3 separate regions of the Homo sapiens genome follow, and regions 1 and 2 are each linked to region 3. Evidence: chromatin loops called from intact Hi-C (ENCODE). Cell type or tissue: A673. All regions are shown on one strand. Each heading gives the region's core, and the rest is flanking DNA. Links, peaks and the distances in the headings are about the cores only.

Evidence for each region. A loop is a pair of places that touch in the nucleus more often than their neighbours do. Peaks named below come from ENCODE experiments on the same cell type or tissue, not always from the same donor. Only the 100,000 strongest peaks of a DNase experiment are listed, where the experiment ranks them.
Region 1: a loop joins it to region 3, with 2.6 times the contacts of the local background. A loop is called at or near these places in 31 of 110 quality-filtered maps.
Region 2: it touches region 3 in a loop (2.3-fold over the local background); 8 of 110 quality-filtered maps call a loop at or near these places.

Annotation. Positions count from the first base shown.
Region 1 is chrX:25,010,723-25,021,179 of GRCh38, reverse strand. ARX (aristaless related homeobox) reads left to right here and starts at 5,215. Exons shown (of 5, transcript NM_139058.3): 1 at 5,215-5,638; 2 at 7,382-8,258. The coding sequence starts at 5,443. RefSeq lists an enhancer at 10-588. In A673, for the core only: no CTCF peak of the experiment used is centred there; DNase peaks (open chromatin) are centred at 3,229, 3,955, 5,159 and 8,131; H3K4me3 peaks cover 6,087 bases; H3K27ac peaks cover 6,892 bases.
Region 2 is chrX:24,993,626-25,004,082 of GRCh38, reverse strand. It overlaps POLA1 (DNA polymerase alpha 1, catalytic subunit), which reads right to left. Exons shown (of 37, transcript NM_001330360.2): 37 at 7,097-8,278. The coding sequence ends at 8,133. It overlaps ARX (aristaless related homeobox), which reads left to right. Exons shown (of 5, transcript NM_139058.3): 5 at 1-389. Among named protein-coding and RNA genes, the nearest start is that of ARX, 17 kb to the left of the region's middle. RefSeq lists enhancers at 649-1,183, 1,668-3,329, 4,027-4,527, 4,528-5,028, 3,444-5,133 and 1 more. In A673, for the core only: no CTCF peak of the experiment used is centred there; DNase peaks (open chromatin) are centred at 4,113 and 4,212; H3K4me3 peaks cover 806 bases.
Region 3 is chrX:24,834,870-24,845,326 of GRCh38, reverse strand. It overlaps POLA1 (DNA polymerase alpha 1, catalytic subunit), which reads right to left. Exons shown (of 37, transcript NM_001330360.2): 33 at 3,497-3,675; 34 at 1,650-1,781. Among named protein-coding and RNA genes, the nearest start is that of POLA1, 150 kb to the right of the region's middle. In A673, for the core only: a CTCF peak has its summit at 6,515 (motif pointing left); a DNase peak (open chromatin) is centred at 6,486; H3K27ac peaks cover 340 bases.

The DNA of each region.
Region 1 (10,457 bases), core at 1,235-9,234, 180 kb before region 3:
ACACTTGGAAATGTTTCCAAGGCTTTTGTTTTTTTCCCCCATTCATTCCTGCCGGATCACTGGGCTCTGCCAACTTCAGTCCCCAGAGGTTGCGGCAGGAGAGCCCGGCCCACTCGGAGCCCCCGCTAGGGGGCGCGCTCTGGCCGTGGCGCTGAGCCGAGCCCGAAAAGGGGGCTGAGGTGGGGAGGCTGGGGGTGCGGACGCCGACAGCCCAGCTCCGGTCCGCGCGGCCTGGGAATTGACACACGCGTTGGGTAGCCCGCTGCATCTTACTCTAGCTCCAATCTGTGCCCACCCGTCCCCACCCTCCACCCCGTCCAGGGTCGCCCGGAGCAGCAGCTACTGAGTCAACGCTGCACCGGGGACGCCTCGACCCTGGCCGCAGGCGGGGTCCCGCCGTCCGGCGGAGGAGAGGAGAAAGCAGATGGTGGTGATTACAGGGCACAGTAAAGTTTCCCTCTCTCTCAGGTCTGGAAACCTGGAGGGATGGGTGCGGCAGGAGATGGGGAACTCCCGCCAAGGAACTCCGTGAGAGCTCAGAGCCCAACCACCTGCTTCTCGCCCGTGGGAGGGGACACACACCCCCTCTTCTGAGAGCAGACAGGAGGCTGCGACCATCTCGTCCAGCTTTATGCTTGGAGCAAAGCTTGAAAAAGCCTCGGCTGCCGCCCGGATGGCTGATGGTGGTGGCGGTGAGGGGGTCTCTTTCCTCTCTAGTTCTTGCTCCCCCACCCCCTCCCCCGGCTGCTGACGGGCAACAGAAAGTGAGGAAGTTTGCAAATAAGGGGAGTTGTCCTAACATAGCCATCACACTCACGCGTCCATACCTTGAGGGCTCGGCCGTGGTCCTCGGGAGGCTTCCAAAAAAGCTGCTTCCCAACAAACCTCTCCCAGCCAAGCCCTAACTGTGGAACCCACGGCTTAGGAGGAGGACACGGCGAAGAGGGAAGGATTAGCAAACGCGACAGAGTCTTCCCAGGAAATCCAAGTTCTATCAGTCCCTTTGGACCTTTCCACGGGCTGTTTCTTTGAAAATACATCAACAAATAAACACCGTCCACAGAGAGATCCCAACAGCCGTGGGGAGAACTGAGGCAGGGTAGGAAGTGGAGAGCACGCAGGAGGCCAAGAAGGCGAGGGGCAAGTTCTAGGCAAGCGGATTATGTTACACTTCCTCCTATTACCAGACTTCCAGGAGGAGACACCTCGATTTGTGCATAAAATGCATACCCTGAAGTGGATAAGACTCTGAAAGCAGCGTTTGAGGAGGTTAACCTTGACTGGTTGGAGTTAAGGGGGGGTGGGGGGAAGCAAATATTTCTGTTTGTGCCCTCCGGCTCTTCCCAGCACCGGCTGTCAATCCCGACGCTTGTTATCCTCACAAGGCTTCAGTTTGTTTGCCTGATCTCAGCAAGGTTTTCTTCCACAAGTAGAACTATAATTGCTATAATTCTACTGTATCATTTGGATCATTGCAGTATTGTTGTTTTCTCTCTCTCTTTCTCTCCTCCTAACACTGCAATAACGCGCTCCAGTGTTAAATTAGCAGGTTGCGGAAGACCATAAATGAATGAAAGTTTGTTTAAAAAAAAAAAAGAAATTAAATAAATAAAACAGCAAAATGACTTGGCAAAAGGGATATCACATCACAGAGAATCCTTGCGTGTAATCAGGTCTTATTGTCTTCTCTTCCAGTGGCTTCCAAATTGGTCGCTAGATTCCAATGAAGTTTATTTCTATTGTTTAAATATATGTTTTGAAGAGGCTGATCGTAATTTAAGGGGACCTGAGCCGTCCGGTGCAACTGGAAGCCCATCACAGCTTGATTTATCTATGTGTATATTGCACAATAAATTAAAACATCTCAAATGAAAAGTATGTGAGGTTAACTCTCTTCCAAACATTTTTTTTTTCTGGATAATGACATCTAACTGCCACCCCCCCTTATTCCACATTTCTTGCAAATGTAATTTTAAAACTATAATGTAGAATTAGCTCTCAGAAAAGAAAGGGGTTTCTCCTTCCACTCTCCTCTTCTAGGTAAATTATTATTTCCAGTTCTAGGAACAAGCCCCATTTTTCACCATAAACAACAGTTCTAAACACATGTGACCTTCACTTCCAGCCATTATTGTCATTTTTATTTAGTGATTGATTTTAAAAGCAGATAAACTGCAAACCATTGTTTTCCAAGCAGACCAGGAAAAGCAAACCAACAGCTACAGACCCCAAAGATTAGAGGAGCCAGGACTTGTGAATAACAAAGTACAAACAAGAATGATATTATCACTAAAATGCAATTACTTTTGATTAGTGAGTAAAAGTGAGGCAAAAAGAAAGTGAAGTGTCGTTTTCCTGGCAAAGTAAAATTAAATTGGGCTAAACTGTAAGTTCTTTCATACGTAATCCTATAGCCCAATTCTTAAAAGTCTGCCCACTCAACACATCAGTTACCCTCTTCCTAGATATTAGACGCATAATTTTGTTTCTAAAATGATATATAGAATAACATATTTTATATATATATATATATATATATAATCCCATATCCTGATTAGGCATTGTGGAGACCACAGCACAGTCTTATGTCTCTCTACCCAGCACCTTAGAAAAGTTTTCTGTAATTTTTTAAATTTAATCTCTTAGAAATAGCAAAAGTTAATTGTAGATTTTTGAAGTTGGGTATTGGATTGTGACAAAGGTGGTCTCAGGGCCACTGGGTGTAGAGTGAGCTAGGTCAGGCCCTTCTCCCCGAGGTGAATGGACGTGTTTCCCAATAGCATCCTCACTTGGGAAGATTGATTAGAAAATAACAAAAATAAATAAAATAACAGAACAAATAAAACTAGTGTTTTCACACAGGTCTCCCCCGAAAACACTTTATATTCCATTAATAGAATTAGATCTAATTCCAGGGATCATTAAGTCAGAATCAGAAATTCTTTGTTAACCTCCCCTTTTACAGTGGATGATTAAAATTAGAATACACCCCAGCAGAAAGTCCGACTTCTTTTAAAAGAAGAACAGCTGCACAAGGGGGAGGAGGGGGGATGGAGGCAAAGAAGTCTTCCACCCAGAGAGCTGAAACTCCGTTGGGCTCTCAGAAATGATTTGTGCATTTGTGTTTTTGTTTAACACGATCTTTCTTGGACTCATTTTCAGCCCACTCCCTGCGTGTGCGGAGCCGACTCTGAAGTCACTGAGCCACCCGGCAGCCGGGTCTTGTGGATTTCCAACGCGGGGCCCGCCGGGGAGGGAAAAGTGCCTCCGTCTCTCCCAACCACCAAGCCGCAGGGACGCCCGCGAGGGTCCGCGGCTGGAGGCTAGGAGGAAACCGAAGTGTCTTTACTCCTCTTGGCTGCGATGAGACCCGCGCGCCTGGAATGGGCTTTCGGGGCCGGGGGAGGGAATGTGGGAGGAAATCAGCGCGCAGAATGTTAGTTTAAAGCTGAACCGGACGGTGTAAAAACACCGAACTCTTGGTGGGGATGGAAAAGGAAGAATGCGGGAAAGGCAAGGAGAGATCCCAGGTGACTTTGAATCGCAGAGAGGGCTTAAAGGAAAATCAAATGTCAGCGATGGCTCGGGTTCTCCTCCGCTCCCCACCACAGCCCGCCCTATCATCCAAGTGCAGAAAAAAACGGATGAGAATTAAGCTAAAAGCCAGAGAGAGAGAGAGAGAGGGACAGAGGAATTCTTTTTGTCCTGTCTTTAATAGTAGTAGTAGTATCAGTATTAGTATTCGCATTATTAATGTGCCTGTTCCCAACCCTTCATCCCCTCCCCCCAGTTTTGTCTTGAAGTTTCCTGCGGAGGCAGCCCGATCTGTCTGCTACCCACCCACCAGCATCCAAGAGTTATGCAGATGTTTATGGCTGAAAAAAAAAAATCCCAGTTATGCATCCTTGTATTTTTAAATACTGACTGTAAGTGATTCAAGTATAATCCTTTGTAAAATGCTTTTCTCTTTGACACATTGAAGGGAGTTGAGAGAGGAAAACCCGGCGTGGATTCCCCCTCCCTGGCCCCTCTCTCACCCACCACCTTCGCCCCAATTCTGCCAGCGTTGGGGCCCCTGGAAATCCCTGGGAACCTGCACCCAGGCAGGGAAGGCGTCCGTGCTGGCCCAGGCTCGACCCAACATCAGTTGGAGTTGGGTTTTAGTTCTCGGCGCTGGAAACTGTTTGGGAAGAAAGGCGCTCTCTCTAAGGTTCACTCTCTCACCTTTGCTCAAGGGAGCCAGGTCATGAGAATTCAGAATTTTAGACGCTTAGATTTGGCTGCAGCCGAATTTGGGTTCCTTCCACCCTGGAGAGGTCAGGGATCCCTGAGGGTTCTGCTCCCTAGCTGCGATTGGAAGGTGAACAGCCTCAGGGTGAAGGCCTAACAGATACGAATTTGTGGGGGAAAGAGGGAAGAGAGTCCAGGGAGAAAGAGGAGGCCCCCAGACTCGTCCCCAGTCGCCCCTCCTCGCTGCTGATACTCGCCTGTCCCTTCCCACCCAGTAAATGCTCTAGGGAAGGCCGCGCGCCTATGGCAGAGCTTTGTCTGTAAGGAGGCTTTTTCCCATTCCAGAGTTTAAAACGGAGAGGAGAGCGGTTGGGGGACGCTACAAACAAGAGAGACACAGTCGGGCTCAGGGTGAAGATAGACAGCGCAATGCCTTGGGCCGCAAGAGAAAAGCGAACTCCCAGACGGCAGATGTTTGCTTGGGGCGGTCACCCTGGCCCCCCGACGCCCGTCCGGCCTAGAGAGGACGGCAATTGAGCGCCAGGGAGGTCAAGGCGGTGTCCTGGGAGCCCAATATCGGCTTTGAAAAGTGCCGAGTGAGTCTGAACGTGAGCCTCGAGGCCTCGCCTCCAGGGAGCGAGGTCCTCGGGTTGGTGGAAGGGGCGCACGCCACCCAGATGGCATTCACAGGCCTGGCATCCCAATAAGCTAGAACTTCGGCCAACACTAAAGGGTCAAAGGAGGAGCTGCAGGAAGAGGATAGCGGACTTAGAAAATTGGTAACTTAAAAAAAGAAAGAAAGAAAAGGAAAATTGGCTCTGGTGCGTGCCCGCTGCCCCCACCCCCGCCTGCCCCTCTGGAATCCAGTCCGGGCTTTGCGCCGCGCCCACAGGCCGACGCAGCCCGGCCTCTGGCGAGAGCCAATCAGAGGGCGCCTCTCAGCACGTGGAGGAGAGAGACTCCAGAGCTCAGCGCCCGCTGCTCACTACACTTGTTACCGCTTGTCCTGAGCGCGGAGAGGGCGAGCTCGGGCCGCGGGCAGGGCGGGAGCCGGCAGCCGGCAACCAAGGGAGGCAGAAAGGCACAAAGATCGCAATAATATCCGTTATAACCCGCTATCTAACCCCACCCCCAACACACACCCATCCATCCCACCCTCCGGGAGAGGCAGCCGGCGATCCGCTCTCTGCGCCCTGGGAAAAAGCCCCAGCCATGAGCAATCAGTACCAGGAGGAGGGCTGCTCCGAGAGGCCCGAGTGCAAAAGTAAATCTCCAACTTTGCTCTCCTCCTACTGCATCGACAGCATCCTGGGCCGGAGGAGCCCGTGCAAAATGCGGTTGCTGGGAGCCGCGCAGAGCTTGCCTGCTCCGCTGACCAGCCGCGCCGACCCGGAAAAGGCCGTGCAAGGTAAGGATGCTCCCGTCAGGCACTTACTAAGGGCATTGGGCCCTGATTTGGATGTTTGGTGTTCGGGGGCCAGTGGCCTGGAATTGTCAATTTGGAGAGGAAGGAAGGAGAGGGCATAACTCTGAGGCCTGCTGCCTCAAAGAGCGTTAAACATCTAGCCAGGGCTGTCTCTCCCTCCCTCCCTCCCTGCTTCCAGAAAAAGGCCCGTTTTCGCTTAGGGAGCCTTTAGCTTTTCGGTGTTGATCGTTAGGTTGTTTAAATGCCCCTTTTGGTGGCCTTGGGTGTGCTCTGAAGAGCGGCGACAGGTCAGAAACAGTAGATGGCCGGTGGACCCTTGTAGCACCAACTTGATGAAGACAAGAAGCCCAAAAGCTGGTGAATCGGGGTCTCCAGGCTGAGTGAGCCTTGGCCTTTCCTCTTTGGAAGATTTCTGTATATGCAATGTTTTGGTTTTATTTTTTTAATTGCAGATTACTTGTGACCTTTTAAACCCAAGCTTTGCAGAAAACATCTTCCTGGGATTCTCCAAATGCTCCTTAATGTATTTAAAATGTATGAAATGTGTGACTTCTGGATGCTAATTTTTTCTCTGCTATTTTATTTTTTAAAATAGACGAGCTGTTTAAAATATTTTATTTTTTTCTGAAATTAAAAATTCCAGAACAAATGTCCTTTTACCCCGAACCTGTTATCCTCAAGTTTCGCCTCGAGCTTGCTGCAGAGGTGTCGCAGGGAAAGGAAAGAACTGTTGGTTTCTTTTAAAATCCAAAAACCAGCGGTCCGGCCATAGCGCAATTTGGATGGCAGGAGCAGACGGTTGAGAAGGGGGCATTTAAATAAAACTGACTTTTTTCTTTTCTTTTTTTAGCCTGCAGTGGCACCTATGCCAGGCGCTTCCTCAAAAGGAAGGAGCGGCCTGCGCCTGCTGCACTCCCACTCCCTCTCTGCCCCAGACCTTTCCCAGAACATTTTTGCCAGGATGATTTTTCTTTGCCTTTTTGTGCAAGAAGCCCCCCCACCCTCTCCCGCTGTGGGCTGTTGGGGCGCGGCCTGCACTTGGGGCCACAGGGCCGCTTTCCCCCACCCCGCCCCGCAGCGGTCGCCTTCAGGGCTGCACCCCTCTTGCCAACCCTTGCCCTCATGGTGGAGCAGCGGGCAGAGGTCATGCGCAAAGTTTTCAGGATAGTGGTGATTTTCTTTTAAAGTTGTAGAATGTTTTCGGATTTTCCTCTGCCCCGACGTGGGAAGGGAAATAAAAATGAGAGAGTAGGAAAGGGGAAAGAGAAAGGAATAAAGAAGAAAGAAGGAGAGAGGGGAGAGAAAGCCTGCAAAAAGAGAAAGAAAGGGGGAGAGAAGGAGAAAGAGAGGTGAGGAAAAGAAGGGAGGGGGAGAAAGAAAAAGAAAAAAGGTAAGGAGAGAAAAGGAAGGGAGAGAGGGGCAAGAGGAATAGATAAGGGAAGGAAGATAGGAAATAAAAGGGGGAGAGTGAGAGAGGGAACGGAAAGAAGGGAGAGGAAAGGGGAAAAAAGAAGGAACCCAGAGAAAGGGAGAAGGAGAGAAAGAAAGAAAAAGAAAAAGCAAGAAAAGTGGAGAAAGAGGCCAAGGCGTCGAAGTCTGGTGGTGCGCGGTCCCCGCACGCCTGGGCCTAGGCACTGGGGGAGCAACTGCGGGCGGGCCCCGGCAGCAGCCCTGGCTGGGACTCCCCGGCCGGCCGGCTGGCTGATAGCTCTCCCTTGCCCGCAGGCTCCCCTAAGAGCAGCAGCGCCCCGTTCGAGGCCGAGCTGCACCTGCCGCCCAAGCTGCGGCGCCTGTACGGCCCGGGCGGGGGCCGCCTCCTTCAGGGTGCGGCAGCGGCGGCGGCGGCGGCGGCGGCGGCGGCGGCAGCGGCCGCCACGGCCACGGCGGGTCCACGCGGGGAGGCCCCTCCGCCGCCACCGCCAACCGCGCGGCCCGGGGAACGGCCGGACGGCGCAGGGGCCGCCGCGGCAGCCGCGGCCGCGGCCGCCGCGGCCTGGGACACGCTCAAGATCAGCCAGGCGCCGCAGGTGAGCATCAGCCGCAGCAAGTCGTACCGCGAGAACGGGGCGCCCTTCGTGCCGCCGCCGCCCGCGCTGGACGAGCTGGGCGGCCCGGGGGGCGTCACGCACCCGGAGGAGCGCCTCGGCGTGGCCGGCGGCCCGGGCAGCGCCCCGGCTGCGGGTGGTGGCACCGGCACCGAGGACGACGAGGAGGAGCTGCTGGAGGACGAAGAAGATGAGGACGAGGAAGAGGAACTGCTGGAGGACGACGAGGAGGAGCTGCTGGAGGACGACGCCCGCGCGCTGCTCAAGGAGCCCCGGCGCTGTCCTGTGGCCGCCACTGGCGCCGTGGCCGCAGCAGCTGCCGCTGCAGTGGCCACAGAGGGCGGGGAGCTGTCACCCAAGGAGGAGCTGCTGCTGCACCCGGAAGACGCTGAGGGCAAGGACGGCGAGGACAGCGTGTGCCTCTCTGCGGGCAGCGACTCGGAGGAGGGGCTGCTGAAACGCAAACAGAGGCGCTACCGCACCACGTTCACCAGCTACCAGCTGGAGGAACTGGAGCGGGCCTTCCAGAAGACGCACTACCCGGACGTCTTCACCAGGTATGCGCGTAGGGTGGTCGCGGTCGCAGCGGCAGAGAGCGCACGCGGGCCCCAGGGAGGGACAGCGGGCTGGCAGGGGCCCCGGCCTCGGGGCGGACGCTTGGCTCCTGGACTCTGTGGAAGAGCGCCCTCCCAACACACCCACCCTTGCTCACCCAAACTACCCACTCCCCCGACCCCCACCCCGGTTCGGGCTTTAAGTTTAGGCTGGAATGGTTTATCTTCTTCCCAAGGTCGTTGCAGTTTAATGTTTTCAAATTACAAGTTTTAGTTAGAGAGAGGAAAAGAAACAGCCTCTCCAAAGAGCGCCCGAAAGCGCCACCTTGGAGACGCGCGCACAGCAGAGGGCACAGACACAAGGCCTCCGGAGCTGCGGTCCCGGCTAGGTCCCCGGCGAGGCTCAGGAAGCGCTGTCCGCAGACAGAGCAAAGCAGGGGCTATTTTTGGTCGCTGTGCTGTGCGCTCGCCACCCCCGCCTGGTGCCCCAGGGGCCTGGTGGGTATCAGTTACGCAGTTCGCAGTGAAGCTGGAGCCCGTGCCAGCGGAGAAGGCCTTTAAAAAGATCCGAGTTCTGTCGTTTCAGGACTCCTGAAATAACCAAAGGAAGTCAGAACTGGGCAGTGTTTGGTGTCTGAACACCTGAGGGGCCCCAGCCAGAATCTCCCCTTCTACTCTCTGTCCTCTCCCGACACACATATTAAACCCACCGTGCGTTTAATGTAAACGGGTTTACCGGGTGGACAATGATTGCTGGAAGCCTGGCAGGGAGTAGACAAAGCAGTTGGGGGAATTTTCTCTTTGGATCAGTGTCCAAGCCGGGTGTTCGACCTGGTCACGCTCCACCTCCCACTTGTTTTTCTGGGAAACATGTGCCTGTGTGATGACTGGACCCTCGGCCCCAGCTTATTCACCACCTGGGGCGCCGGCCCGGGTAGGGATCCTTCTCTCCCACCCCAAGGCCAAGTTCTCAGCTCAGGCGAGGAGCCAGTCTTAGGGCAAACGTCCCCCAGTGAGGGGGAGAAAGGGATCGGTGACTGCCTAGCGCGGGGCTTGTCAAGCGCGGGCAGTTCCTTCGAAGGAGACGTGCGCAGCTTTTCAATGTGCATTTTAGAAGGGGAATGCTGCCCGCCCCTTTGAACCAGAGGAGAAATCGCTGCTTAGGGCTCGGGAGGCCGAGCTACTCCAAAATGTAGTTGGCCTGGCAATTGCCTAACTCTCTCCCAACCAGAAACAGAAAAGAGCAGACTTAATGCCAGGCAAAGGCACTTAAACCTGGTCATCCCTTGGGCTACACTTGGTCTTCCCCTGTGTCACCCAGTCCTTTCCTTATCTTTAAAAAAGGAAATAAGTTTGAAAACCTATGTGTGCTGTCAAATAGCGAATTGGCCGACCAGCGTTTTGCGTTTATCGTACGTGTGTATTTCCAAAGAAGAAACTGAGCTGGTGTCAGTTGGCATCCACGTCCGCCCTTTCTTAGCTTCTGGCGGGCTTAGGGGCGGGGGAGGACCGAAGTGCACGAGGAGGGGCAGCTCCTCTTCCCCGCCCCACCCCCACCTCTTTCCAACCCAGGGGTTTGAGCCCCTTGGCTCCGGCCCTGAGCCAGCCTGGAGTGCCGCTTTAGATTTGCTGATGCCCACTGTAGCTGGGGGCAACGGCAACGGAGGGCACTTATGGAGACGGTTTACCTCTGGTGCTGAAGTTTCAGGTGTGGACTGGGGGCCTACCGGCAGGGCAACCCCAGGTCCCAGGCTTCGGCGGCCCCGCTCTTTCATATTAGCGAGCCGGAGGGCCAATTATTCTCGGCGCGGTCATATTTTCGGTAAACAGGTTGTAAGCCGTTTTACAGCATCTTAATGGTTTCCTATTTGCCTTAATTGTCGCAGTAATAACTGCAATGATGGGGTAGGGTTTCAGTTAAATTGACTTCCCCTGAGATGGGCAGGGTTTGTAGTGGGCATTGGAGTCAGGAGGTGCGCAGAATTTTGTTTAATCGAAAAATTACCCCACTGAACTCTTAACAAGCTTAACATACCTGCAGAGGGTAATGGGGAGTGTGACCCAAGGGGATGATGGAGGGAGGAAGGCGGGGGAGAGAGAGATGGAGGGAAAGGCATAGAGCTGGAAAGAGAAGAAGGAAGAAGGAGGGAAGAGAAATTTTTAAAAAGAAGGCAGAAGGAAACCAAGAGGACAGAAAAATAT
Region 2 (10,457 bases), core at 1,084-9,083, 160 kb before region 3:
GGGAAATAATACTCTGCTAGAATATGGACTGTTGAAGTCACCAAACTGTGATTATTGATTCTGTACATACCATTGTTATTAAAAAAAAAAAAAAAAGAACAGAGCTTTGTATATTTGAAATGTTATAACGCAATTGCACTCAGCGTGGTATGGTAAAAGTTTGTCCTCCCGTAGATTCTTACTGTGTTGTAGATACGGTAGGGTTCCTAGACAAATATTTATGTACTCAAGCCCTTTATTTAACTTATTAACTGTAGAGGCTTCCGAAACCTTCAAGATAAAGGCAATGGTACAGTACTTTTGTGTAATGTGTAATTGTTACCACTTTTCCTTGCTATCTAGTGGAGAAGTGTCACGCTCAAAATAAAAAAATTATATGTTTAACAAAACGAAGTGTGAATGCTCCATACAGGCGCTGAGGGGACAGTAGAAGCCCCCACCCCCACCCCCCGGGAGTCAAGGGTGGGCTCCAGCGTCCAGGCATCTCCTGGGATTATCTGCACACGCGTTTTCCTGGCAGAGGCCCCTGGTTTGAATCCGATCCTCAAAGGGAACCGGATTTCCTACGAAGGTTAAGGACGCCGCCGCGGTACTTTCCACGCGCACCTGGGCTCTCCCGGGTCGTGTCACAGCGGGAGCTGGGGGTCCCGGGCCACGGAGGTGGGGTGGGTTCCAGGATGGGTGGGTGGATGGTGGGCGTTGTTGACGGTGGAGTCAGAAATTTGAAGCAAGCGGGAGTCTTGGCTCGGAAGGCGAAGGGAGCTGTTGGAAAGTGCCACGTAGCCAGGAAGTGAAGTGCGCAGTCCGAGATGACAGGTAATGGCGAGAGCGAGAAGCCCAGGCGCTCCCTTCCGAGGGGGCGGGCTCCACGGCATGTTCGCAGGGAGGAGGGAGTGTGTGTGTGTATTGTGTTGTGTGTGCGTGTGTGTGTGAGAGAGAGAGAGAGGGAGGGAGAGAGAGAGAAACATGCGGGAGCAGTAGTGATGGAAAGGCAGCGAGGGGTATCCAAATGGCAGATCTTAACTCGACAAATGTCATTACATCACTTATCCAGGCATTGGTAAATGTATACATTTAAAAAAATCTAAACAACTCAGATTTCGTGAGGAGACCCAAACAGATTTGCAATCCTTAACCACCTCGGCGCACGCCTCCCTCCTCGCGGCGGGGACCGCAGCTTCTCCCTCCCCCGGGCCCTGCCCGCGCCCCTCCGGGTGACCGCTTGGTGGAAGCCCGCCCGCGGGGGCTGGGTCTCGCCGACGCTCCCAGGGTGATGGGAAAGGGAAGAGAAGCTTAATTAGTTTCAATTTGCTGTAATTAGCGCGCCGGACCTTTGGGGAGAGGGGCAGGCGGGAGGGGTGCGGGGGTGCCGCGGCGTGACTACCGCGATTGCGGAGCTGGGGCCGGCAGCCCCGCCACGCCGCCGCCGCCGCCGGCCAGTCGGTCGCCGCGGGGGGCGCGGGTGCCTCTCTGGGCTGGGGCCGTCGGGCTCCGCGCGCGCCCTGGAGGAGGGGGGCCGGGTCCCCTCGCGGCCCAGGGCGCAAGTGTGCGCGGCCGAGGGGAGGGTGCAGGGTTGGGCAGAGGTCAGCGGCCTGCCAGGCGCTGTGCCCACCTGGGTGTGGGCAGCCCGCCCGGCAGCTTCGGCGCTGGAGCCCGCACGTCCCGGGCTCGCCTCCTATCCTGCACCCCCCTTCACCCCCAACTTCAATCCCCTCCTCTCCAACCCCGGGTCCAGACGCCCGGAGACCCCGCCCGCCCGAAACGTTGGAGAGCTCACGGAACCGGCTCGCCGGCTGGTGGCCGCTTCTGGCACTTGGGTCGTCGGGTGGATCACCGCCACCCAACGCTAGCCCTGGACTCACGGGGGCGGCACTCGCAAGAAGGGCCCCGGCCTGGGGTATGGGGAGCGGCCGCCAACTACCATTCCTACCACACACTCCGTTCCCGGGTTTAGTAGGCCCGGTGGGAACTTTCTAGGGCCTTACTGGAGGTCTGAGAGTCTAAAACCCTCAGACTCCACATCCACAGGCTCTCCCTGAGTGAAAGCCGCTTTCCTGGGGTGGTCAGGGCCGCTGGAGAGTTTGGGGAGGAGACGGGACTGCTGGAGAAGACTGAGGGAAAGGAGTTGGGTGTGTGTGTGTGTGTGTGTGTCTGTGTGTGTGTGTGTGTGTTGTGGTCGATATCAATTTTGCGTCGATTTTGCCTTTTTGTTTAGTAGGGCTTCTTTTCCCCCCTCTAGGCTGCTAGTTGGATGGTATACGAGAAACAGTACCATTCTTCCTGTTAATGAACTCTTTTTTAAGTCATTTTTTCTCATTTGACCCTTCCATGGAACAGAAGCAAATTGCGTGAAATTACCTCCAAGGATTACATTTATTACTGGCCAATGAGAACCCCTCGCCTTGTTTTACAAACTCTTAATCCTATGTCATTCTGATGCTGCAAACAAGCCCAGTCCTGGGCCTCCTATTCTTTCAACTTTCCCCAGCTGGAGGGACCTCATTCTGCACTTAATATTCCCCATAAATATCACACGCTAAAGACCCCCTGACTTCCAGCAAGTCCACATTAAACATGTGACATGTCACGCATGAAAAACTCTGAGTATCTTTTCAAAGCAGCATTAAAAGCAAAGAAACCAATTTTCTTCTCCTTCCAAACCTCCCCAAGTGCTGAATGATGGGGATTGGAAAGAGCCACTGGAGCGTACTTAGGGGGATTTTATGAGATTTTCCAGAATGATTTAATCTTATTGTGAGCATTATTAATGAATGGCAACCCAATTTGGCCCCAATATCTGGGAACTTGGTCACAATGCTGGGAGCGGCTGACCCCCCCCCCCCAACCTTAAGCAAACCTCTTCCACCATGGAGGACATGCAGAGCCCCAGGGAGTTTGCGAGGGCCCAGTTCAGGGCATGGCTGTGTCCTATCACACCCAAGGCAGAATGGCCCAACACCTGCTTTCCCAGGGCCACCCCCACAGCATCTTGGGGTGAGGGGTAATTGAAGCCTGGGACAGGCCTCTGTGGGAGGGTTGAGGGAAAGGAGTAAGTTAATTTGCTACATTTTCAGACAGGTTAGCCAGATCTGGAGGAGGTCCTGGAAGGCAAAAAGGGCGCATTTGGCATAATATTATCAGAGGTGTCCTTCCATCACCAACTACCCATGGCCCGAACTGTGGACAGTAGTCAGGGCGGGCATCTTAGGTGTGTGGGGAGGTAAGTGGAATAATTAGGGAGAGTGACTGTTGAGAAACTTTGGGCCTCCTTGGGACTTGAAACTCAGACTTAAACTAAAGTCCATGCTGAAATTGGCTCGGAACAGTTTCCCATTTTTTTTCAGGTACTAATCACCCCCCACCCAACTGGGGCTAACGTTGTTTTTGATTTGTAGTATCAAGAGCCAAAGCACCTGTAGTTCTCTTTTTAGTATCCTTTTAAATGTGATCTTACTAGAGTGACAAAAGGGGCTGATGTGAGAGAAAAACAAATTATAATAGGTTAGCCCAACTTGCTTTAGGAGAAAAAAAAGTCCATGAGCATGTGTTTATGTGTATACCCAAAAGTGAGTGTGTCTGAATGAAGGGGGTCTTAAATGGGGCCTAAAATAATATTTTGGAACACAGAAGTCCCCAGAACAACTGCATATTTCACTGAGAGTGACAGCCTGGCTGGGGGACAGGAAGAAGAAAACCCACTACCTGACGGTGGGGAGAGCGGGCGGGGGCGTGGGGTGGGGGGAAGCATTTTTCAAAGGAAGAAGTCTTGTTATCCCTCCCTGGACATTATTAAGGGTCCAGTTTGAAGTATACATTTTTTTCCTTTAAAGATATGGGAGTGATTACCGGTTATACATTAAGAAATGTCATTCAGTCATTTTTATTCATTCTCCGGAAATCTTCGTAAAAGCCTGAATCATACTTCTACAAGCAGCAATTTTGTTAATCCAGGGGGTTATTACTCTGGGCCCTTATTAGGTTCTACACCACTGCCAAGCAATCCTATAACCCTCTCAAAAGAAGTTTACCTCCCTGTTATAAAACCAGTAGTGGTATTTATACTGTGCAATAATTAGTGTATTACTTGAATCCACTAACACGTTCATTTTATCTCTGCACAAAACCTCTAGTCTGCTTATAGAAAGCTTGTGCCTCCTTTGGTGCTGTTAAAGTGGTGAAAGAGTGAATTGAAGGCTGGTTGCACTTTCTCCTTTTGCCTCGCCTTAATTCCCATCTCTTTTTGCTCTCATCCAATTAGCACAGTGTATTAAGCGGTTTATCATCTCATAGTCAGCTATTGAGAGAAACAAGGCGAGCACTTTGCAATAGAACCTGCGCTCCTTTGACACCCTCAGGTACTTACATATTCCACTGCGCTATGAATAATAGAGGAAGAATGGAGCGCTAATTCCCTCATCAAAGAATGCCTTGTCTGCTGCTTTGCTCAACAACACCATTCTGATCAAAAGAAAAGCAATAAAGCTTAGCATAACAAAACGAAACCTACTTATTAGCTTAGTGGTTAAATTAATGCAGAGCCGCTGCTATTCAAAACCAAGGTTTGAAAACAGCCTCCAACAACCTGATAATGCTGCCTTCGGGATGAAGGAATTTTAATCTGAAATTTGAGGCTGGCTGAGATGAGTTAATCTATTAAACTGCTATAAGGAAGCTCCACCACAAACTGTTCAATTAAGAAATATTTAGGTGAGAGGGGGTGAGAAAGAGAGAGAGAGACAGAGAGAGAGAAGAAAGAGGGGGCGGGAGAGAGACAGTGAGGAGCAGGGAATGGCAGCTTTAAATTTGGGATGGGAGCATCGAATTAAAGGGTCGGGCATCCTGACAAGAGGGTCTGGGGCTTGGTGTTTTTCTTAAAACCCTAAAACAAACAGGAAAATCTGTTTTTGGAGTTTCCTTACTGTTGCATCTTCCGCCAAACTAATTTTAAATGATGTTTGAAGAAGTATATTGAGGAGCATGGTGTGTGTGTTGGAGGTAAGAGGTAGTAAGGGCTGGAGAAAGGGGTGATGGTGAGGGGCAGTGAATTCATTCCCTTTCAACTTCTCCCAAATTCCAGTCTTGGAACTTTGATTAACCCCCACATCCTGGGCAACAGTCACAAGATTAACTCCATCTGTTTTCTGGACAAATTAAAATCTTATCAAGCATACTCTGTGGGATTTTCCACTTCTGGCCCCCCTCTATGCACCTTATATGTAGAAGAGTGGAGGGTTAGCAGATTGTGTCCAAGATAAGCTTGTGTACAAGTATCTGCTACAGGTAAAATCCTAGTTCCTAAATTAAACAGAAAAAGTGCCCTTTCCAGAGGCAGGGGGCTCTGAGAAGAGCAGGGTTCTTTTAGGGTATAATTTCCCAACTGGCCCAGATAAACTTTGGCCCAGAGGTTTACTCTGGCCCACACAGAGTTTAAAGTTTCATTTTAAAAAATTAGTTGTCAAGGTTTAGAAATCAGTAAGCTTTGTGGAATATTTGGATTCCTGGCTTCTCTTGAAAACTCGATCATGTGGCCATACTGGGCCCTGTCCCTCCCAGCATCACTGAGTAGCTGCTGGCCCCTTTGGACAGGACCTGCTCACTCCTGTTTGCCACAGTCCCTGCCACTCACTCTAGTGTGAACCTGGTTTGCTTCATCCATTCACTTTTAGAATTTGAGTTTAGGACACGTGCCGGAGTCCATGGAGACCTGCAGGTCACCTCTCCCCTTACAAATAAGATGGGCAAAGTTTCCGCATCAGTTCTGCTGGGTGCACTATCAACCACACAAATCAAGGAGTAGAAACATCTCTCAGAGAAAAATAAGTATGTGATACTCCCAACTTCTAACAGAGATTCACTGGAATTCTTAAAGTTGCAGTTTCAACTTTCCACAAAATTCTGGAATCCTTAGGTGCCTAGAGTTCTAACAGATCCCAATAAGAAAACATCAACTGCTGCATTAGCTTTTTTCGGGGACAGTACTTAGAAATGCCTCACATTCTAGAGAAATGGTCCTTGCCCCCAGGGTGTTTATAATCTAGAGGCAGGGACAAGAAACAATCCAGTGAGAAGTTACTTGAGTCTCTTGGAGTTTCCTGATGACCAAGTTCAGGGTAACTATTTATATTTAATATAATCCCAGATCCCAGAAATCAAGGAAAACATGACTCCCCTTCAGAAAGCACACTTTAGAAAACCATCTCTCTAACCTTATGTGAGAATAGCAATTACTGAAAGAGTTGACCAGGGGAGCAATAAAAACACATTAATCCCTTAGTTCCTGAAGCACCTTGGGTGCTCCAGTTTGTGACAGGCTGCAGAGCTTACACAGTAGCAAGTTAGTTAATTAACTGACAGGGCTCGAAACCCACAGTGTTTCTACTTAGAATCTCAGTCTAAGAGCAGGAGGAGAAAGGAGAGGGATGGGAGCCAGAGGGGAGGTGAGGAGGAGAAATAAAAAGAAAAAGCAACATAAAAGGCAGCTTCATCTCCACTGCTTAACCCATCAGTATTCCTTCACTAGGGGGACCTTTTTTAGGGGGCGCCTTTGTCTCAGGAGCCCTAGGCCTTGCTCTTCAAAAAGAGATGCTGCTGGGCTCTTGGCTTGGCTCTCTAAGTCAGCAAAGCACGTAAGAAACCATACTTCATCTCTTAAATGACCTAAAGTCACAGAAATTCTGAATGCTTCTCAGAACATTCGACCAAATATCATGCTGTGCACTCCTGAGCTGGGTTCTGATAGAGGTGGCTATGAAGAAACTGGGCTGAGGTTTGAAAAGGGGATGGCCTCTAGTCATATATATATATATGTGTATATATATGTGTGTGTATATATATATATGTGTGTGTGTATGTATATGTATATGTATATGTATATGTATATGTATATGTATGTACGTGTGTATGTATTTAGAGGTGGGGGCCTCACTATGTTGCCCAGTCTGCTTTGAACTCCTGGGCTCAAGCCATCCTCCTGCCTCCACCTCCCGAGTAGCCAGGACTACAGGTGTGTGCCACAGCAACTGGCTCTACTCACATTTTACTCCTTGCTGCCTCTCTAGTCAACTCTTTGCACCTGGTAAGGATTCACCACAACTGCTTTCCCTTTAGAAAACTTTATTCTTAAGAAGAAGGCACAACATACTTTTTCTTTTATAAAAACACACAGGTCAATGTTTTTTAAAAACACAGCATAATTGTACAAGGGGAAACATTTTGTTAGTATAATCTTACCAATAATGTAAGAGAGGAAAGACTGCCATACTGAAATACATTTTGCTGCTGCCAAAGACGGTCCTATTGTGAAGAAATGAGAAAAAAATAGCAAGCGCCAGGGCCAATTAAGCATCCCTCTCCCCGTTTTTCTGAATACAACACAGTGATCCTCACCGTAACCCCTACACATGTTAATGGATTGTTAGAGTATCAAATTATTTTCAATGTGCTTTCTTGTTGTATAAACCTTTACCTGCACTTTCTATTTAAGGGGCAAAAAGGGAATGTGAGTGTAAAACACCTGCTCAGTGTGTGTCTGTTGGACTTTGGAGCAATTCAACAAACAAGCCTGCTCTGTTTAATCTATTTAGTGAGTGCAAGGCTTCTAAATCTTCCCCCTCAGCTACCTATATAAAAGACAAGACTGAAAAGGACAGCCACTCCTGGATGGCTGGAGAAGCATTTGGATTTAGACCGGGTTTAATTGGCATATGAAAAAGCAAAACGTCAGCTCTTCAGTCAGGCTCTGAGAAGCTCTCTTTATGTGGGGGGGACATAGGCTAAAGGCCCTGAGGCAAAGCCTGGGGTCACTTACATTCCAGCTACTCTCAATCCAAGTAGCAATTTCCCTCCCTCAGAAACCGGGTCTTCAGGAGCTTGGGGAGGGGAGCTTGGGGAGGGGCTCTGGAGTTGTGTTTTAAAGCAGTACATCTTAATATGAAGACAGGAATTTCTATGATGCTTACGAACATTAGACTCAACATTTTTGCAGCCCCCTTTCCTGGTCTACATTCACACAAACATGAGACACAGTCCCAAGGGAGAAACAGATGCTGGAGGAGCATTTAGGGCCAGAGTGGAGGCACAGAGGAAGCTGGGATTTTTCAACTACCCCCTCCTTGGTTACTCCTGGGATTCCCTTAGGATTTCACGGCACAACCAGCGAAGAGTTTGCTCAGATTCACTTCGGAGTAGCCACTTCGGGACAAGAATTGCTCTGCTGTGTTCTTGAGTTTTCTGTAGTCCTGCAGAACTTTGGGGGTAAAAAATTGCTTCTTCAATTTATCTAAAAAGAGAGAGAGAGAGATTAGAAGTCTCAGGTAGTTTCTTTAAAGAACATTCAGTATTCCACCAGAGAAGGGGATGCTGATTCCATTTGTATCTCCACCATCTTATCTCTGGTCTACCCCTGGGGCCAGTCAGATGCAGCCCCCGCCGACCATTCCTCTGTGAAAGCTTTTCTTCCTTTCCCCTGTCTGTCCGCCTCTCAGCACCTAGCTGACTCAGTGCACTGGGGGACAGGGCCACCCTCTACTGATGTGAACTGCAGGTGCACCCTCATGTGCAGCAGACAAGGTGAGCTCTACTCGCAGACGCCACTTTCACCGGCGCTGCGAGCACATGCATGCAACTGCTTGCGAAGTCTGGACGTGGCAGGAAACACCTAGTCTCAAAGGGAGCTATGGCCTCTGGTGCCTTCCAGCCCCAACTCCCCAGATCAGCTGGGCCTAGTAAGCATTTTCTAGTCCCTCCAGCCCAAGTCCCTCTGCTAAACAAAATTTCCTTTGCTGAAAGAGGCGAGAGGTGAGCGGCCCCGAGGGCACCTGTCTGTCCATGGCCAAGATTTCTTTGCTCTTCTTTGTCCACACTGTGTGAACTCAGGGTATGCGGCACTCCTGCTCCTTTAACCCATTCATCCCTGGCCTTTCCCTTCTGAGCAGGATGCTACCAGCCAGAGAAAAGACCCCTCTCCTTTCCCTTCCCAGAGCCTGCTACTTCTACATGTTGTTTTTTTTCTTTCTTTTTTTTTTTTTGAGACAGAGGTTTGCTCTTGTTGCCCAGTCTGGAGTGCAGTGGCGCGATCTCGGCTCACCGCAACCTCCGCCTCCCGGGTTCAAGTGATTCTCCTGCCTTGGCCTCCCAAAGTGCTGGGATTCCAGGCGTGAGCCACTGCGCCCGGCCCTACATGTTGTTCTTTTAAAGGAGCAGTGGGGCTGTGATGCTCAGGTCTGATCTTTTGGGTGAAGAGAGTGATCACGTGGGGGATGACGCTGTGTTCAGGAACCTGGTAAGGTGTCTGGAGAGGCTGCTTTCCCCGCGCCCCCCCCACCCCCAATCCCCATTTGATGGCTGAGGAAACTGGGAGGTTAAGTCACTTACCCAAGGTTACACAGCAGGTAATCAGAGTTGTAGACACGCAAACCCAGGTAGCCAGAACCCCCAGCCCGCACCTGAGGAGAGGCTCACTTCTGCCCACTCCCCCTGCCACTACATCACTACTCCCACATAGAAATTTGCAGGCCTCAGACATCAGCTGATCCTGAGGTGAGGCCTCCGCCCCCATAAGATGCTGGCCTGTGCCAAAGGGCCTGGGAGCAGCAAGGCTGCCCAGCACCTCCCGATAGGAACCGGTCAGGAAGGAAACACGGAGGGGAGAGCGCGCCACTCACAGAAAGCAAACCTCCAACAACAGCAACACGGGAAGTCTACAAAACACCCGGAAAACGAAAACTCAGACTCCAGATTTTTGTTTCTTGGCTATACATTCGCATTTGCTCTCCACAACCTTTTCTGAATTACATAAGTTGTCCTTTAAAGAACAACCACAGGTTTTATAGAGAATTAAAATGCCCAAAAGGGGTGGAAAAAGAGAGGGGGGCTGCAACAGAAAGACAATTTGAAAGTTCTAATGATCTGAGTCTGGGAATAAACAACAATGGCCCCAACCAGTGTCGGCTGCCTCCCGGCAGGCCAGAGCCACAGGCCAGCAACCCCGTGCATGTGAATGACACAAATGCATCTGATGACTGGGGAGAGCACATTTAAAGAGCTGCGGTAATACGGAGCAGGGGAGGAAAAGAGAGGACATAGCTCCTGATGTGTTTACCTCCTCTGCTGATGGGATATTGACTTTTCCCACCAGGTTGGTTAGAAAGGGGACTATTTACGCTGCCACACAGCAGAGTTAGAATGACAACCAGCGTCACTCGGTGCTCTTCCTCCTAAAAGACAACTGTGACCGCCAGCATATCCCATAGCCAGTCAATACGGCCAAGGCACCATTCCACGCCAGTTAGAGATGCAGATAAAAGCTCCCACTTGCTTCCCCAAAGAGAATTTAATCAATAACATATGGAAGGTCTTCTAGGAAACAGAACTGGACTAGCTGTCACAGGCTGCGTCAGGGACAGGGGCTGGTGGGGGGAAGGAGTCACCCCTTCCTGGTTTTTCTCTTCCCCCTTTAG
Region 3 (10,457 bases), core at 1,617-9,616:
ATCCCTTAGAAATGTCAATCAAGTGGGCAGTTAACTACAAAAACCTGTTACTTGATGTTAGTGAGATGGCTGGCAAAAAAACAATTAAAGCAAATGCTCTAGAAACCTTGTGTTAAATATCTGGATCCCTAAAAGTAGGTTATTTAGCTTGAAAAATACTTATATAACCACCACCACAACATACACACAATTAGGTTAGAAATCAGTCTTTCAGTCAGGGCATATTTCTAGCTATACAGAAGATCATTTTTCAGAGTATTTGCAACTTAGTCAAAACAGACTATTCCCTCTTAAAGAAGGAAATAGATAAGTTTCTTCTAGTATTAACATTTCCATGGTGAAGATCTTGATAGACTAAACACAGAGAGAAAGCTCAGAATTCTTCCCAAGAGTCAAGCAAGGATCATACTCTGTTCAATGAGGCCTGTAAATGAGGAGCTGAATAGTTTTGATTTGGCCTAAATTTTCATGTGCTGCACATCTCACCTACTGAGGAATGTGACCCCACAGCCAACTTTTATTCCCATCCACTGTTCAGTAAGGGCAGCACAGGATTATTCACTAAAATGTTTCAGATTTTCCCAAAATGTAGTCATAATTATTATTTTTTAATAATCTTTAGGCAAACTGACTTGCTTTTCTGATAAATATATTCAACACCAAAATCATAATACTGGAACTCTATGTTTTTACTCTTCATCTTAATGATCTGATAGTTACTTTTCACATAATGAGTTCTATTTTAAAGAAGAAAATGCTATTATATGTTAACTAATACGAGTAAAAAGTACAGAACAATCTTTAGAAAAGTCATAGGCCTTAACTAAGACATGAGCTTTTTTTTTTTTTTGAAATGTGTTGCCAATGTAGCTTTTAAAAAGAAGTTACAGTAAACTTTCAAGTAACAGAAAATTTGTTTAGATGACAAATGACATACTGAAACACTAAGAAAAATCACGTGGGAAATGTGAAATTTTTAATTTTTGAAGAGAAAAAAACTAATTCATGTGAAATGCGTTAAAAACAAAAACTCTGAATAAAAGCCTTCTTTCCAATGAAGACAAATCACTCACTGTTCTGGCATTTTTACTATAAATTTATAAAAATTAGATATTCTCTTTTGAATGCCAGAAAAACTGCATTTAAATTTAAAAGATATTTGATTTCCTCAAAAAACTAGGGTATGGAGTCGTTTAGAGTGCTACATAAACACAAAGTATTAGTTTTGTGTGGGCAGTCCACTAAGATCACTACACACGATCTTATGGCTCTACTTGCTGACAATAGCCAATAGTGATTTTTTTCTTCCTTTATCCAAAGATCTAAGCAATCATTTAATTAGTCTTATTTAGGTAACAATAAACTAAAACATTTCTTAATTATATTCTGGCTTTTTCTAAAAGAAGTAAAAATTTCATTATTTAAAATACTGCTCGTAAATGAAAGAGATGTAATGCCTGAGAGAAATTATCAAATAATTTGTCATGCTAATATGCCAAAATTACATACTTTATCATATTTGTATTAATAGTATTTCACTAGGAATTTTTCCCAAAAGTCTTTTCAAAATTTTAGTTTCATGAAAACCAATAAACAAGTACCAAACCTCAATAAGTTGTGTATGTAAGAATATCATTATGGATACTTACATCATAGTACTTTTTAATGAAACGTCTAATGTCCATGATCAATTTGTTGCTCAGTTGTACTGTAAAGGTCAGAGGTGAAGCCTTACAATCGATGTTACTGCAACGATACAAGCTGGGCTCCATATCTGTTCCCTACATAAGTCAGGAGAAGTATACAAAAAATTACTGTGAGGCTATAAAAGGGTTTTTGTGCTTAAAAACTTACATGCTGTCCTAGTGTTGAATATTCTTAATTCGTTTTATTGGTGAGTTGTTAACCCTATCTTCTCAATTATTTTCCTCCCAAAGACCGCTTTAGTCATACATACCTTCCATTCCTTGCCATCATCATAATGGAGTGCAAAGTCAAAGGGAAAACCCTGAAATCACTATTTTACATTCACTATACGAGGGACTCTATGGATAAAATAATTTTCCCTCTGTAAATACCAGTGAAGTCATGTTACTGGAAATAAACCTCTTTCTCAGAGATACTGATTAAAAACTTTAAATTTGTATTTATTCATTACAAACTTGAAGAAAAACAAGAGCCTTTATCACATTAGTTTGTTTTCATCTTGTCAAGTTAATTTTAAAAATAAAGTCTAAAAGTTAAAAGTGTAGTACCACAAAAACAGTATCACTTACTGTCTGCTTAGCAAATCTAAAATTTTGGCAATTTTTCCAAAAAATGAAGTGTATTGGGGGAGGGAGGCAGGAGAAGTAAAAATTTGAAATAAATAAATATTAATATTTGGAGAAAACATTTTGTTTTGTTGTGTTTTGTTTTAAACAAAGACAAGGCAAATGTAATATATAGCAAAACTGTTGGGATTTCTGAAGCATTTGTTTTCCTTTCTGATACTTAAACATCTTGGTTTCCTGCTCCAATCTGGTACATAACCCTACCCGCCACGCTAAGCAATTCCAGGTGGAAGAGATTTCAGAGCTTGACATCGGCTCTTCCACAGTTAGCCCATCTGCAAGTCGTCAAGCCTCCATGCAATTAACTATCTTATTTACAGCTGTAATGAAGCAAAACTCAAGGATTTAGCAAGTATTGCTGATCTGTGTCTGCCTCTTCCTTGCACTTGCTTCCAAAGACTGCTTTGTTTTGATTCAAAAAAATGCAAAACATCTGCTGTTTGTCCAAATTAACTTAAAATAATTACTTTTAATTTAGATAAAGGGCGTCTTTTCTTTCAGTTTCAAGGTTTTACACAGTTCTGCTGCCTATTCCTTTGCCAATGGCTAGTACATGCATAACACTGCAGTGGAAATCAAGTAAATTGGCCAAGTTTCAAGCTCTGATCCAAGGTCAATAATACATTTTTTGGCAGTACTTCTTGAAAGGAATGTCTCCCTGTGACTTTTTAAATGTCTAATATGCAAAGACAGCAGAAAAGATAAGAGTACCTTTGCAAAATGGAGGTAAGTGGGATGTGTAAAGACAAACACAAACTTTCCCAAAACACTTAGTTCCCAGTAACTTGATTTAAGATAAGGAAAAATATTGGTCTAAGTCTTAATAGATGGGGGTTGACAGTGGGACAATACAGGTTACTAATTAAGAAATTATAATAAAAATACTTTAAGATAATTTAGAATTTTTAAGGGATTCCACTTAAAAACCAAGGTCAAGCACTCTAGGAAGCCAAAACAATATTCAAGCACATTCAAGTAAGAGTTTTCAAACAGAAATAAAAGCAAGCTGTGAAGGTAGATTTCACATGATGCTAAAATTCTTTAAACACATGAAAGCAACATGTGTGTGTTTATTTCGCCCTTTTTATATACCCCATAGTGGGGGAAGGGGGTAAGGCCTTTATACAAGTTCACTCACAAAATGAAAGACAGAAACAACTAACCGAACCATCAAAGACATTATCATAAATATTCTCAGTTCCACATGTAGGGCATGGACATTTGAATCTTTCACAGTCCCTGTATTTCTCTTCATCAGTGAGCTGTGCTGGGCCACCAAGTAGAGCATCATTCTCTTCATCTTTATGATAATGATGAACTCTAAATTGGGTGGGGTCAAGTCCTATTAATGTAAAAGAAAAAAACAAATTCAGAAAAGTATTCCAAAAATACCCCAAAGAAGAAAACTCCCACAAAAAATTATTTTAAATTCATGCACATACACACAACCATTTGAACTCAAAAGCACATGGACAAATGACTTCTCTTTTTACAAGAGATACTTTATAAATAAAACAAGTAACTGCAACAACACAACACAGAAATATGCCACTGAACATATGGGTTTGGAAGCACCTACTTCGATAGGATGTTTTTTATTATTCTCTTAAAGTTACAATGAAAACCTCAAATAAATGTGTACTAAGAAATTCTCTTAAAATCAAAGTCACAATTAAAACTGAGAATAAAATCAGGGAATAAAAATCCCATTAAAGAAAACAGGTTCACTGCCATTACAACTCCTTCAAGTGCAGACACAGCTAACCCTGATTTCAATGCAGTAGTCGATTTCATCTTGGCTCAGTAGTTAACAGCATGTAGGTTGCAATCTAATTCAGTGGTTAAAATTCAGTAGCAGCATCTGAGACAAAATGCAACATGGTTTTCTTGATGTTCGAAATTCAGAAATTTAAAATATGTGCAAAAACAATGGGTCTACAGATTCTACAGGCCAAAATGTCCCTGAGAATCCTGAAACCAAATATACCTTCCATATTTCATTCAAAACAACATAAGAAATCAATCAATGCATGTTTATGCTATTTTGTTTCCACAAACTAATTAAAGAAAAGAAACATTTTTAGGCCAACCAATTTAATTTACCCTTGGTCAAAACATGTGTGCCAAAATTTACTATTTGAATTTATACTTAAAAATAATTATTCTACACTGTTTCTTAGAATTTTAGGGATTGCTAAGGGATGCTTTCAAGAAAAGATTATAAGAGACAATATTTCTATCTTTTGGAAATCTAAGGAAAAGCTTTTGGAAATCTAAGAGAAAACTATCTTATTTTAGTATAAAGGTAAATAAGTAATATAAAACAGTCACTAAGCCAAAAGCTCACAAATACCAAAAATATCTAAAAATTGTTTAAAATTTATCAACAGCTACATAGGTAGATAAATCTAACAGATGCATTCAGAATTCAGTGACAGAATCCTAAATCCTATTTGGTCAGCTGTCAAGCGACATCTAGTAATTATAAAATACTGGAGGCTGACTCTTCACAGTTGAAAGGGGCCAAACAAAGAATAAGACAACTGAGACACAGAGTCTCACTTTTCTCACCTGCGAAACGGAGGTAGCATCACTGATCATACACTTTTGAAGTTTAAATTGGATAATATAGAACAAACCGAGTTCAACGCTGCCTACTGCGTGGCAAGCACTAAATAAATGTCATTTCAATGAAAAAATAAAATAGTGAATGAACATCATTTAATCCAGACTGTACTCGCTCAAGATTATGCATTTAGAAAACTATATGAGACATGTTCATGCTGCATATGAAGTTAATAGCTACTCGTTGTAGGAATTAAAGTATTTCCTAAAGTGGTAGTATATGATAAAAACAAAGAATACACATTCAGAACAATTTGAAAAGCTGTTCTTCATTAGTGACATAAATTATGTTAACATGGGCCACTTGTCACCAAGACACTATACATTCTTATTTTACAAGTTACCTAACCCCTAAGAGAAATAGTAAATTAGAGAATTATGTGGGAATACATATACTCTCACATTTAAAGCTAAGGATGGTCAGAGGAATTGAGAGAGACCACACCGCTGAATGAGGCCAGTTCATCTCTGTAGTGAGGGGTAACTGTCGCTAATTCAAACTCTAGTTGTGAATCCAAGTATTCACATAATGTTTTGATTTATTTGCAATTATGAGAAAGCAGCTTCACTTTTTCTCTGACCCTATGACTATTAATCAATTTCCCAGGCCAACACTAATCAAAAGATAAGGAAAAAGAAAATAAGCAAGATTTTTCTAAAAGGCAAGTTTCTTTCACAGTCCAAAAATAAAGGAACAAAACAATGCTGGTTTGCACATATACAAAATTGGCCAGGCTACGAAAAGGAACCAAGAGGAGCTACTCTCTACCCCTCCCCACCAGCCATGGCTCACTTGGTGCACCTGAGTGCATGAACCTGCAAGCACTGACCCGGGACAGCCTGCCTGCAGAGTAAGCTAAAAGTGGGTGTGGGCCATCTTGTTACTTACTCATGGAGAAACACCCAAACGACTGGCTGCAACTTGCGAAAAATACCAGGCCCTGTGAAATGTCTACTCTAAATGTCTACCCTAAATATCCATTTCTACAAATCACTCAATCTTCCCATGGCAGTAACAAAGTCAACTGGCTCAGCTAATTACTTCAGATTTATTCCCAAGGTGATTTTTTTTTTCCCCAGGGGAAGGAGCTTCAATCTCAATAGTCTCTTGGTCATAGTTCAATGCTAAAATGTAAAAATATAAAGGGAGAAGAGACTGTAATGAGCTTAAAATATTAGGTATATAATGATCCTTGTACAAGTTACTTAAATACCAAAATGCCATTAAAAAGTTATTTTCTTGGGAGAGCAGTTATAAGTTCAACAGGCAAACCACAGAGGGCTAAATTAAATCATTTTAAGAAAACATACAATGTCATGTTAAAAAAGTAAGGATCATTGCTGCTGGAATCTTTTTTGAAAAGGTGAAAATCCAGGGTTAAATAAGCCCCAAACTTAGTCAACACATACATTAGTTTTTCCAAATTCTCACAAAACTGGTAACAGCAGCTTATTTCGAAGTTTCAGTAGACTTTAAAGTTTTACTGCTTATACCCTAAACTCATTAAGTCTGGAGTGAAACAAGAAACAAGTATCTGGTGCTGCCACCTACAGGTAGAGATTCTGAATTTTAAAATGTGCAAAACAGCAGCTACATATAATTCCATTTTTAATTGTTGTCACTCCAAAATTAAACACTTCTGTCAAAAATGACATTAAAGCAAAATCTTTATTACTGCACTTGCCCTACATGCATCTACACCGTATAATTAATGTTACACTGCGTACATTAGTCTTTGAGCAAGAAATGCAAAACTGAATCCCAAATTCCTTATTGCTTCTACTGAAAGCTTTCTCTGAACTGGCTTAAAGGAACAAACTTTATGCCCCATTTGAGAAAAGTAACTTCCATTTCTTTTAGGCTAGCTCTTGACAGGTGACTTAAGTCTTTTGGTGAGGCACAGAATGAAGGAAGAAGCAGCCTGCCTGGGCTTTGCAAAACTAGTTATCTGGAGGAAGAGCAGCCGTGGTTTCCCCCCAGAATAGGCTGAGATGATGTATGCTTTAATTCAATTATGTGGCTTGTAGTGATGGACTCATTTGTGCTGGGGTTGAGGGTACAAAAGAGGCAGTGGAATGAAATTAAAATACTGTCATTTATAATTAGAAAATTTCTAGGATCTCACATTATTTTGGCAACAGGATCAAAACTCTCATGTTTCAAGAAGTATTTATAGAAAGTAACATCATAGGCATCAGGGTGTATGAGTTTAGCAGTACTGTCTTTACTTAAGTCACCATAGCCTTATCACACACACCCCCAGTGTGACATTTAGCACAAAATTATTTTTCTACCATTGCACTTTCTAACCATTGTAAATTATGCCTGTTTTTAGAATGTTCACCTGCCCCCACTCCCAAGGAGTTTTTAAACTGTTCATAACTTGAGACATATTGTTATTAGAGAGGCTGATACATTTAATCAAATACTTTCCTTCCTTCAAAAGACAAGGTCTCTATTAGTGCAACAGCAAATAACTACAGTAAAACCCTTACATATGTTCATGCAAGTGGGGAAGAGGGAAAATCCACATAAATGAAATTCCAAATGAGTAAAGGGAGTAACTGGTATTTACAAGCAGTTGTTTGTAATATGGATCATTTAATCTATGAGGGAAGCTAATTAACAGAATCCCATTGAGTGAAATTTTTTTGTAAAAATTTCTTAGAGGAAGTAAACCATTTATCTTTTGCATGAGTCCAGGCTTTCATATATCTGGACATCTTAGAGGACAATATGCGAACTGAAAATTTAGTATGATTAAAGAAAAAAATAATTTTCAAATGGTGAATGCTATATCCACAGAATGCTCATAGCAGCTTTATTCATAATAGCCAAAAATGGAAACACTCTAGATGTCCATCAACAAGTGAATGGATTAACTGGTATAATCTACCATAATACTACTCAGCTAATACTACTCAGCAATGAAAGAGTGAATACTGCTACATGCAACAAGACAGATGAATCTCAAAAATACCATGCTAAGTGAAAGAAGTTGCACACAAAAAGAGTATATACTGTAGGAAACCATTTATACGAAAATCTTGAATAGGCAAAACTAACTTATACTGATAGATTTCAGATGAGCGATTGCTACTATAACAGAGGTGCTGACTGGGAAGAGGCACGAGGGAACATTCTGGAGTGATGAAAATGTTCTGTGTCTGTGCCTAGATAACTGATTGTATAATACTCAAGATTTTAGCATTTTATGGTAAATTATGTGAATTATACTCTTAAAAAGCATGCCAAATAGGAAAAGATGTTTGTGTAGGTTGAACATCCCTAATCCAAAAATCTGAAATCCTCCAAAATTTGAAACGTTTTGAGTGCCAACATGATACCACGAGTGAAAAATTCCACACCTGACCTCATGTGATGAGTTGCAGTCAAAACTTTGTTTCAGGCACAAAATTTTTTAAAATATTGTATAAAACTGCCTTCAGGCTACGTGTATAAGATGTATATAAAACATAAATGAACTTCATGTTTAGGCTTGGGTCTCATCTCTAAGATAGCTAATTATCTATATGCAAATATTACAAAATCCGAAAAAATCCCAAACACTTCTGGTCGTAAGCATTTCAGATAACGGATACTCAAACTGTAATATATACTTCCAAAAGACTCGTAATTAGAACACATAGGAAATGCCTGCAAATCAATAAGAAAAAGAAAAGCCAACAGGACAACAGACAAAGACTTGAACAGGCACCTCACGAAAGGAAATACTCCAATGGCCAAGAAGCATGTGAAAAGGTGTTCAACTTCATTAGTCATCAAAGAAATACAAATTAAAACCACAACTCTATGCCACCATGTAAAATGAAGATGGAAAACACTATCTTACCAAGTGTTGGTAAGAATGTGGAGCACCCAAACACTGCTAGTAGGAAGTGTAAACGAGTAGAACCGCTTTGGAAAACTGGCAGAATCTACTAAAAGTAAACATACATGTCCCTGATGGCCTAGCAATTCTCCTTAGTACATCCCCAAGAAAAATACATGCTTACGTTTGACAGAGGACCTGTACAACAACTCTCAAAGCAGCACTATTCAAAATACCTCAAATGTGGAAACAACTCATAGGTGTACCTCCAGTAGATAGCCATACAGTGTGGTATATTCAGACAATGAAATATTATACAGAATTTACAGAAAGGAAGGACAACCACATGGATGAATCTCACAAACAATATTCAGTAAAAGTAGTCTAGACACAAAGAACAAAGACGCAATTTGTGTAATATCCCCAAAAATCCACCTCATCTATGTTATTAGATGCCAGGTATGTAGAGGATCATTTCTAGGAGACATGAGGGGCCTTCTGGGAATGTAGTAATGTACTGTTTCTTGAGCTCAGTAATGACTACACTAGTGCATGATGACCTTGTGAAAATTTATCAAGCAGTTTAGTTAGGTTTTGTGTACTTTTCTGTATGCATGTTATACTATGAAAAATTCACACTTGGAAAGGTGAGAAAATTGCATTCTAAATATTTCTTATGAAACATCTATGAATTTGTTGCAAAATGCATTGAAACTCAAATAGACATAAACCCCATTGCCTAGGAAGAAGTGTGTATTTTATATTTTAGAAAATATAAAATAAAATAAATTGAGCCTAAATATAATCACATCTTTAGATCTAACTATTTATAGGAAACATAGGAGACAGAGGAACATGTTAAAAGATACCACCAGGATGTGATCAGTAAACTCCAGAATGAGAAAAATTCTATAGGACAAAAAGCCCAGTTTCTTTAATTAACAAACTGGGAGGATCAACAAAGGAAAAAAAAAAATAGAAATTAACTACCAAGTTGACCCTGACTGGATTCCAATCCAAACAAGGAGCTTTTTAAAAAAAGTGTATTCATAGTGCAATCACGGAAATATAAACACTTGTTGGAAATTAGATGAAATGAAGGAATTGTGAGGTTTTTTGGTGTGATGTGATAATAATGTAGTTATGCTGAAAAGGGGAATCTTTTCTTTTAGAAATGCAAAATGGGCCGGGCGCACTGACTCACGCCTGTAATCGCAGCACTCTGGGAGGTCAAGGCAGGAGAATCACCTGAGGTCAGGAGTTCAAGAACAGCCTGGCCAGCACGGTGAAACCCCGTCTCTACTAAAAATACAAAACAAAATCAGCCGGGGGTGGTGGCGCATGCCTGCGATCCCAGCTACTCAGGAGGCTAAGGCAGGAGAATCGCTTGAACCTGGGAGGCAGAGGTTGTCGTGATCCGAGATCGCACCACTGCACTCCAGCCTGGGTGACAGAGTGAGACTCTTTGTCTCTAAAAAAAAAAAAAAGGAAATGCAAAATGAAATATTAACACACAAAATAAATATATAGGATATACTTCAAAATAATAGGGGAAGGTGGGAAAGAGGAATAATAAGATTGGCCACCAGTGCAGAATACTGAAGGTGGGTGATGAGTATATGAGGGTTTAATCTTACCCTATAATTTAATATGTGTGATACTAGAA